Linked DNA regions of Mus musculus: region 1 is linked to region 2. The links are chromatin contacts, found by POLR2A ChIA-PET in ENCODE. All regions are on one chromosome and are shown on one strand. Each heading gives the region's core, a stretch centred on a gene start or an enhancer-like site at or near the end of the contact. The rest is flanking DNA. Distances are from core to core; before and after follow the strand shown.

What was found. ChIA-PET counts read pairs that join two places held with the same protein, here RNA polymerase II (POLR2A).
Region 1: POLR2A ChIA-PET joins it to region 2 with 18 read pairs in embryonic stem cell. The contact joins the promoter of Eif1 here to the promoter of Nkiras2 in region 2. POLR2A ChIA-PET finds 5 or more read pairs at or near these places in 3 of 5 experiments (Patski and embryonic stem cell).

Annotation. Positions count from the first base shown.
Region 1 is chr11:100,316,840-100,321,501 of GRCm38, forward strand. Eif1 (eukaryotic translation initiation factor 1) reads left to right here and starts at 3,110. Exons shown (of 4, transcript NM_011508.2): 1 at 3,110-3,321; 2 at 3,827-3,990; 3 at 4,109-4,210; 4 at 4,478-4,662. The coding sequence starts at 3,291. The coding sequence ends at 4,522.
Region 2 is chr11:100,620,981-100,625,645 of GRCm38, forward strand. Nkiras2 (NFKB inhibitor interacting Ras-like protein 2) reads left to right here and starts at 1,975. Exons shown (of 4, transcript NM_028024.2): 1 at 1,975-2,028; 2 at 3,212-3,319; 3 at 3,963-4,204. The coding sequence starts at 3,226.

The sequences.
Region 1 (4,662 bases), core at 1,860-4,359, 300 kb before region 2:
GAAAGAAAGAAAAGAAAAGGCCTGTGGGGGTGGACTTTACTGAAAAAAACTGGCACTAAAACTGTTGCTATGGAAATGGAGGAAGGGGACTAGAATCTGGTCTCACACAACACAGAGAACTGAACTCTGGGTAGATCTCTCTAACAGAGCCATAACGGAGAGCGTAAAGGTTCCCAGGCTGCCAGGCTGGGGCATCAGGTCTTCAAGTTTGGATGAATAGTATTGAGATGCACATGACATACATACACATACACATACACACACACACACACACACACACACAACATATATGTTCCTTTTCCAGACATCTAGGGAGCTAAATTATTTAAATCCCAATATTTTTTTAGAGCCCTTGCTCCATGGCACATCCTGTATGCAAAGCATTTGGGAAACAGAGTCAGAGAATAAGGAGTTAAGAGCCAGCCAAGGCTGTATGACACCCTGCCTCAAAAAAAAAGAAAAAAAGAAAGAAAAGGGGGTGGGGGTGCCAATCATGTAGTAAATAAGAAAACATTTAGGGGTGTGCTGAAGAGGTGGCCCAGCAGTTAACAGCACTTTACAGTTCTTGCAGAGGACTCAGGTTCCATTCCCAGCATTCTCTTCTGGCCTCTGAAGACCTCAGTCCCATGCGTGCAGGCAAACATTCATACACACTTATCTTTACTTCTTACTTTTATTTTTATGTATATAGGTGTTTTTCGTGTGTGTGTGTGTGTGTGTGTGTGTGTGTGTGTGTGTGTGTGTGTGTGTCTGCACGTCACAAGCATACAGTGCAGGCCAGAAGAAGGTCAGACCTCCTGGGGCCAGAGTTACTGCTCGCTAGGAACCACCATGTGAGGCATGGGATTAGAACTCAGATTCTCTCAAAGAGCAGACAGTCAGTCATCTCTCCAGCCCTGAAAAAAATGAGTGCATCTTCAAAACAAAACAAAACAAAACAAAACAAAACAAAACAAAACACCTCTCAGGACTACTTGCCCAGCATGACCCTTGGACTCAATCCCCAGGACACCCCCCCCCTCAATAAAATCCTTTCATGTCCACCTTTTCCTCCCTGGGGAATGTTCTGTTTGATGAGTTTCTGCCCTGCTCCACAGCATCTTATAAACTCAGGCCACGATGCCACCGCCTTACCGGTCTTATCTAACCAGCTCATCTGAAGGAGCAGCCTGGGTCTGTGGCACTTGTCACACCAGCTCAATTCTTTCCCCAGCACCTCTCTCGACCCAGTATTATTAGTCTGTTTATTTTCTGCCTGTCCAGGAGGTCAGGGAGACTGATGACCTGTGCATAAACTGACTGTTCACGAGGCCAGCACACAAGTTTTTACTGTTGCTGTTTTAGTTTAGTTTGGTTTGTTTGCTTTAAGAGACAGTGTTTCTCTGTGGTAACAAACAGCCCTGGTTGTCCTGGGACTTGTTCTATAAACTAGGCTGGCCTTGAACTCAGAGATCTGCCTACCTCTGCCTCCTGAGTGCTGGGACTAAAGGCGTGTGCCACCACACCTGACTAAGCTTGCAAGTTTTTGTTGGAATTGTGTGGTGCTTTTTGGCATTTTTTTTCTCTGTTGTATTTGTTTTGGGCCTTTTGGTTTTTTGTTTGTTTTTTTTTTTTTTTCGAGACAGTGTTTCTCTGTATAGATAGCCCTGGCTGTCCTGGAACTCACTTTGTAGACCAGGCTGGCCTCTAACTCAGAAATCCACCTTCCTCTGCATCCCAAGTGCTGGGATTAAAGGTGTGTGCCACCATCCAGCAGTTTCTTGTTTTGAAAGTCTCATTGTATAGATCTGCTGGGTCTCAAACTCGCAGGCATCTATCTGCCAGCCTCTGCCTCACAAGTGCTAAGATCAAAGGCGTGCCCCACCACACCCGGCCTATTTTTCTGGTTCTTCAGAGACAGTAGCCAGTCTAGTACTGAATTCACTTGACCTTGAACTTTTTCCTCTGGCTTCCTTCTCCTGAGAGCTGGGATGTACCACCATACCTAGAAGTTGGCAGTATTTTTAAGTTAAGAGATTTTATATAAAGCACCCACTCTTTGGGGAGCATTTGAATAAAGTCTGACACAGTAGTTATCAGCCTCTGGTTCTCCTATTGGCCCCCACAAACCCAGTTACATCACACTTGGCTGTCTCTTTTTTTTTTTTTTTTTTTTTTTCGGTTTTTCGAGACAGGGTTTCTCTGTATACCTTGGCTGTCCTGGAACTCACTCTGTAGACCAGGCTAGCCTCGAACTCGGAAATCCGCCTGTCTCTGCTTCCCAAGTGCTGGGATTAAAGGTGTGCGCGGTGGCACTTGCCTTTAATCCCACCACTCATGGGGCAAAAGCAGACCCCATGTGGCCAGCCTGGTCTATAGAGTTCCAGCACAGCCAAAACCCTGTCTTGAAAAAACAAAAAGAAAGGTTAACTGCTTTGAAAAAAATATTCACCTAGACTCTACAAAGGCTTTACCTCACACACAGGCTTGTAGGACAAAAGGCATCCTGTGAGGCTTGGACATTTTTTTCCTGGGGTCCCCACTCCTACCTAAGGGACTACTTCCTTCCTTAGAAGAATTAATCTAAATAATAATTTTTGGTTACCAATTTTAAAACATGCTAATCCAAATGATACCCTATATAAGGTCCAAATTTTGATCACGTTATTTTATGCTGATTAAATGGCTATATCTGTGAATACGTGCAGAGAAGGGTAGGTTGATGGGTGGCTGGATCAGTCGAATTTTGGAGGACCCGCACGTAATTACCCTTTAAAGCAAATCGATCCTCACCCTAAGACCCATCTCAGAGCTAGTGCCAGGACCCCAACAGGGTCAAGATGGTAGAACGTGCGGTAGGCGCAGGCGCGCTCGAAACCTCCGCCAGTTTTCGCGGCCGCTCAGACAACTACCATGCCCACTGCGCAAGCGCGCAGGCGGACCAAGCTTTCCCTCCCCCCTCTCGCCCCTCCCTGAGTCAACAGAACATCCTTTCCAGGCCAAACCCAGTGCGCACGCGTCAAGCCTTGACTCCGCCCCCCGACCAATAGGAAGCCGCAGCGCTCGGGCGTCCGGGAGCTTGACTCCATGGGTGGGGCCGAGACGTGAGGGCAGCGCGCTGGCGTCACAGGGGCGGCTATATAAGTGAATACAGGCGCCGCCCCTCCGCCCCAGTCACTGAGCCGCCGCCGAGGACTCAGCTGCCTCCCCCTCGAGCCCCCTCGCTTCCCGACGCTCCGTCCCCCCCGCCCGCCTTCTCCCGCAGCCGCCTTCCGCAGGCCGTTTCCACCGAGGAAAAGGAATCGTATCGTATGTCCGCTATCCAGAACCTCCACTCTTTCGGTGAGCCTGGGGAAGGTCGCGCGGGCCTGGGGGGGGGGTGGCGGGGTCGGAGCTCGGAGAGCCGCCGAGCGCGGCGAGCCCATCTTAGCTCGGGCTGGAGGGGTGGTGATGCCCGTGGAACCGAGATCTGCGCCCAGGGTCGACCTCTGAGGGTGCCCGGAAGAAACGGGTGGGAGGTGAGCCCTTGGGCGGGCCCGGCGTCTCGGGTGGCGCATTTACTAATGGCTCCTGCCTCTCGGCGAGCCACACCCGCCCCCTCCCGCCACCCCTGCGTCATGTCCTCTACGTCACCGTCGTTGTCTCGGAGCTGGGAGGGAAGGCCCCGCCTCGGGAGCCTGGCTTCCGGTAGGTTGCATCAGCCGGGTGGGGCGCTGCCTGCCCACTAGGTCTCTCCAGCACGTGATCAGCCTTGGCGGGAGGGCTGGCCTAGAGCAGAAAGCTAGCTCTAGTACTGGCCAGTTCCCGGAGGGACAACAAAGGACACCTCCGGATTATTTCTTCACAGACCCCTTTGCTGATGCAAGTAAGGGTGATGACCTGCTTCCTGCTGGCACTGAGGATTATATCCATATAAGAATTCAACAGAGAAACGGCAGGAAGACCCTTACCACTGTCCAAGGGATCGCTGATGATTACGATAAAAAGAAACTAGTGAAGGCGTTTAAGAAGGTGGGTCTGCTGTGGAGAGAGCACGTTGTATGGTCTACCAAGGGAGAGGGTGCAAACGTCAAGGGAGTCCGTGTTGATGGCATGGCCTCTTAGATGCTGCATCCTTTTGTCCTTGCAGAAATTTGCCTGCAATGGTACTGTAATTGAGCATCCAGAATATGGAGAAGTAATTCAGCTACAGGGTGACCAGCGCAAGAACATATGCCAGTTCCTGATAGAGGTGAGTTTAGGCCGCCCTCAATGCATTATGGGTTTCCTGAATTTCTAATCCTTACAGTTGAGCTTTTAAATACATGTAGACATTCCCACTTTCAAACAGTACTTGGGGGTGGCATAGGGAAGTTTTAGTAACAGTGGTCAATTGAACCATTGTGTCTACTGGGATAGACTGAAGTACTCTTCTTTATTGGGACTCCTTGCAAGGTGTATATGGGAGAATCTGTTGACGTCATGTAACCTGTCCCTCTCCCTTGTCCTCTTTTTGCAGATTGGGCTGGCTAAGGACGATCAGCTGAAGGTTCATGGGTTTTAAGTGCTTGTGGCTCTCTGAAGCTTAAGTGAGGATTTCCTTGCAATGAGTAGAATTTCCCTTCTGTCCCTTGTCACAAGTTTAAAAACCTCACAGCTTGTATAATGTAATCATTTGGGGTCCGCTTTTAACTTGGACTAGTG
Region 2 (4,665 bases), core at 725-3,224:
CTTCTGTTCATCTGTTCAACATGAAACCTGGGGTAAATCACACAGACCCACTGCCCTTAGCTTGAAACCTTGTCATCAATGCTTTTTGTCCCCACACCACACATCCCCCAAGTCTTTTCATCCCAAACTCTTAAACAATAAACTTAGAGACTGCAAATAGTCTCCTAACTGATCCTCAGTTTCATCTTTGCCAAGCCTTGGCTCTTCCGAGAGAATGACCTTTCTTGCAAAAGTGGATGGAGTGTGTCATTTCCCTGTAATAAACTTACCAATGGCGTGCTATTGTGGTGTTTGGTCCCTGGCCTCCCACACATCTTCATTATTTGGCTAGTCTCTGCAATCAATACTGAGCCCCTAGGGATTCCTGGCTCCAAAACTGTCATGAACCTTGTTGTATTTCCTCTGTGTAATAGCTAGCCCTGCTTGTCAACCTGACCGAATCTGGAATGAACTACAATCCAGAAATGCAGGGCACACCTGTGATCCAGATCTTGAGGTTGGAACACAGGTTTCTAACCTGGATCTTGACATGGAGATCTTGAGGAATAGTGACCAGGAAAAGCTTAAACCCAGGTAAGGTAGTTACATGCATTTAATCCCAGGAGATGGAGGCAAGCAGATCTCAGTGTAAGGTCAGCCTGCAACAAAGCAAGTTCCAGATCCAGACCTGGTGGCACACACCTTTAATCTGGGACACACCTTCTGCTAGAGGCCTTCATAAGGACGTTGGAAGAAGAGCGATTCACTCTTCTTTGCTTGCTTGCACTTACTTGCCAGCACATCTGTTGGAACCTACTACTTCAGGATTCCAGCTTAGGCAGAAGACCAGCTGAAACAACGAGCCTCGTGGGACTGAGAGAACTACTAGATTCTTGAACTTCTCATTCACAGCTGCCCACTATTGGGTTAGTTAGAATACAGACTGTAAGTAATTACAGTAAATCACCTTAATTTATAGAGACATTCCATAAGTTGTGTGACTCTAGAGAACCCAGACTGATACAAGAAATGTCATGGTTCTTGTATTTCCTCTGCTTCAGAAATCTCTGTGCTATTCGGCCCTTCAAACATGAACACAGACACCCCCCTTTCCTCCCTCCTCTTTGGTACCTGTCACCTCTAAGTTAAATGCCCCTCTGCCATGCCCATAGCACCCCACTTCAATAACAGCATTCATCATGGTTGGTTTTAATTGTTACTTTGGCTGGCTAATTATTCTAGACAATGAATTTATGGTTCAATCATTCTAACTTGTAGCTTTTCCTTTGTATATGGCCCTACTTAAGGCACAAACAAGACAAAGTAGGTGCTGGGGTGTTTGGTTTCTTTGTCTGTTTGTTTTTGAGACAGGGTCTCTGTATAGACTATGTTGTCTTCAGAAAATCTCCCTACTTCACCCTCCCAAGTGCTGGGATTCAAATGTGAGCCTCCATTCTAAGTTCAAAAAAATTGCATGGTTAGTTGAGCGTGGTGGCATGTGCCTTTAATCTCAGCGCTCGGGAGGCAGAGGCAGGTGGATCTCTGTGAGTTCAAAGCCATCATGGTCTACAGAGTGATTTCAAGGCCAGCCAAAGCTACACAGAGGAACCCTGTCTTGAAAATCAAAAGAAAAAAATTGAGGCTCAAAGAGCATTTGCCTAGTATGTGCACGATCCTGGGTTCCATTCATAGCATAGCATAGCCAAGAAAAGAAAAAGAAAACTTGTCGCATAGATGATAGAACGAAACGTCACTGGTCACTGTCTTTTAGAGAGAGAACATTTTAGTGTCAGAGCCTGGAACATCGGCTTAATAACCAGACACAAGTTCTGGTGGGTATTTCCCCGCCGGCCTCTGGGGGCGCTGTGCGATCCGCGCTCACTTTACGCCGCCGGAAGTTGTCTTGAAGGCTGGCCGTTGCGGGGCGGGACCTCTGGGTCAGTCCTTCCACCCAGAGGAAGAGGGCCGTCTTTACGGTCGAGCTGCCCCTCCCATGGTCCGGCCCACTCCGGGGGGCACCTCAGCGGGAGTGCTGCGGGGACCCGGGAGGTATGGAGCTGGGAGGCAGGGCTCAGCGCGGCCTCTGTCTCGGATTCACTTTGGTTGTCCTGTGATTGCCTCTGAGATTCTGAGGGGTGCCCTTCAGGGGTACTCTGTGGCGGCGGCCTCTGGCAGCCTCTCGAGTGTCGCTTACTAAAAGGCTCACACCACGGGGTGGAGATGAGCGACAGGAAACTCTCCTGGAGAGGTTTCTGCTTGGGACCCCTTTGAGGCTTACCTCTGGATCTCTGCTTTCTGGGGGGAGGAGGAAGGGGCGATTACTGGCGCTCCCCGGGTGCCTGTGTCAGGAAGTTTCCCTTTAGAAGGACCTCTCTCTGCAGTCTCAAGAGAGTTTATAAATCTGAGCTTTCTCTGTGCCTGTCAGTTCAAGGGATGTAAAAGCCATCTTTCGGAAGCACTTTTCTCTTTATTCTGTTTCTTGTCAGATCTTTATTTTACCGGTGGATTCAACTGGGAATGGTTAAATGGAATTTATTGCCATCCAAATTAGTCATTCAAGAAAGCAAGTTATGCCGGGCAGTGGTGGTTGCACGCCTTTAATCCCAGTACTTAGGAGGCAGAGACAGTCAGATTTCTGAGTTCGAGGCCAGCCTGGTCTACAAAGTGAGTTCCAGGACAGCCAGGGCTATACAGAGAAACCCCGCCCCCCCCCCCCCGAAAGAAAGAAAGAAAGTTTTTCTCCATATTTGCACACTCTCCCTGAGGAAAAGATGTCAAGAAGAATCTAAAATCCCTGCTTCTTTCTTCACGGAAGTCATGGTTAAAAGGAGAAAACAGCCTGGTGTGCATATGCCTCAACTATTTCATCAGCTGGGAGCCAGCTTGGGGTACATGAGACCCTGTCTCAAAACAACCCCCTCCCCCCAAAATCAAACAAAAAGAACAGGAGTATTTGTGGAACTTCCTTCAGTATTTGGTGCCCTATCTTGTGCACAGGAACAAACCCGGCCAGCTGTTTTTGTCACCCCACTCTCTAAGCCCCTCCCTTTGTGGTGCCATTAACCCCACCCTGGCTGTGTGCCAAATCCTGGCCACTCATGGGATAAGGAGGTTAATTACAGCTCACTGCTCAGTAGTTCGGTAAACATCAGGGTGGTGCTAACTCCCTGATGCTCCCTGGCCTGCTGTTTGGATTCTGTCTTCCCTCACCACACGGCTTCTGTCCTTTTAGGTTGAAAGCTAAGCATGGGGAAGAGCTGCAAGGTGGTCGTGTGCGGCCAGGCATCTGTGGGCAAAACTTCAATCCTTGAGCAGCTTCTGTACGGGAACCATGTCGTGGGTGAGTGTTGCTGGGCCCGGGAGACTGGCAGAAGACCTTGAGTGAAGGATCTGGTCACATCCTGAATCCAAAAGCTAAAAAGGACACCAGCTGCTTTCACACCCTCCCAATTAGGGCTGGAGGCAGGGCTGACTGTCAGAGCCCTGGTCTAACATGTACTAGTCCTTGGGTTTGAACCCCACAATGGAGGGGGAAAATAAAACATTGTACCACCCAAGTTCTATGACATTGTACAAATCTAGAAGGAAGAAACCCAAAGCCAAGATAGGAAGAAGCCCATTCCCACCCCACAGCACTTGGCCAGAGGTGGATGTAGGGTGTCTGCTTCTATTACTGCCCGCCTTGTTGTTATCGTCTTTGAGAGGGCCTCACTGTACGGCCCAGGTTGGCCAGGAACTCTCACAGATCAACCTGTCTCTGCCCCTGCCTCCCCTCCTCCAAGAGCTTCAATTCAAGGTGTGTGTCTCCACACCCAGTTCTGTGTTGCCCTTTTGCTTGGTGTGATAAAGACATGACACTCGGTCTCACTCTCAAGTCTGGTCTCTCCCGAGCCCCCATATTCCTTATGCCCTGTGTCTGGTCGGCTTGTTAGGCTATCTACCTTGCTCCCATCTCCCATCTCTCTTGACTCATTTTAACCCAGGTTCTGAGATGATCGAGACCCAGGAGGACATCTATGTAGGCTCCATCGAGACAGACCGAGGGGTGCGGGAGCAGGTGCGTTTCTATGATACACGGGGTCTCCGGGATGGGGCCGAGCTGCCCAAGCACTGCTTCTCCTGCACCGATGGCTACGTCCTGGTCTACAGCACAGACAGCCGAGAGTCGTTCCAGCGCGTCGAGCTGCTCAAGAAGGAGATCGACAAGTCCAAGGACAAGAAGGAGGTACATGTCCTAGACTTCTGCTGGGAGCCCAGTGGTAGGAGAGCATGAGCGTGGGTCCTCGGTATGCTTTCGGGTGTATACTGGCTGGTTTTGTGTGTCAACTTGACACAGCTGGAGTTAGCACAGAGAAAGGCACTTAAGGTGAGGAAATGCCTCCATAAGATCCTGCTGTGGGGCATTTTCTCAATTAGTGATCAAGAGTGGAGGGCCCCTTGTGGGTGGTGCCATCCCTGGGCTAGTAGTCTTGGGTTCTATAAGAAAGCAAGCTGAGAAGCAAGCCAGTAAAGAACATCCCTCCATGGCCTCTGCATCAGCTCCTGCTTCCTGCCCTGCTTGAGTTTCAGTCCTGACTTCCTTTGATGATGAACAGCAATGTGGAAAATGCAAGCTGAATCAACCCTTTCCTCCCCAACTTGCTTCTTGGTCATGATGTTTTGTGCAGGAATAGAAACCCTGACTGA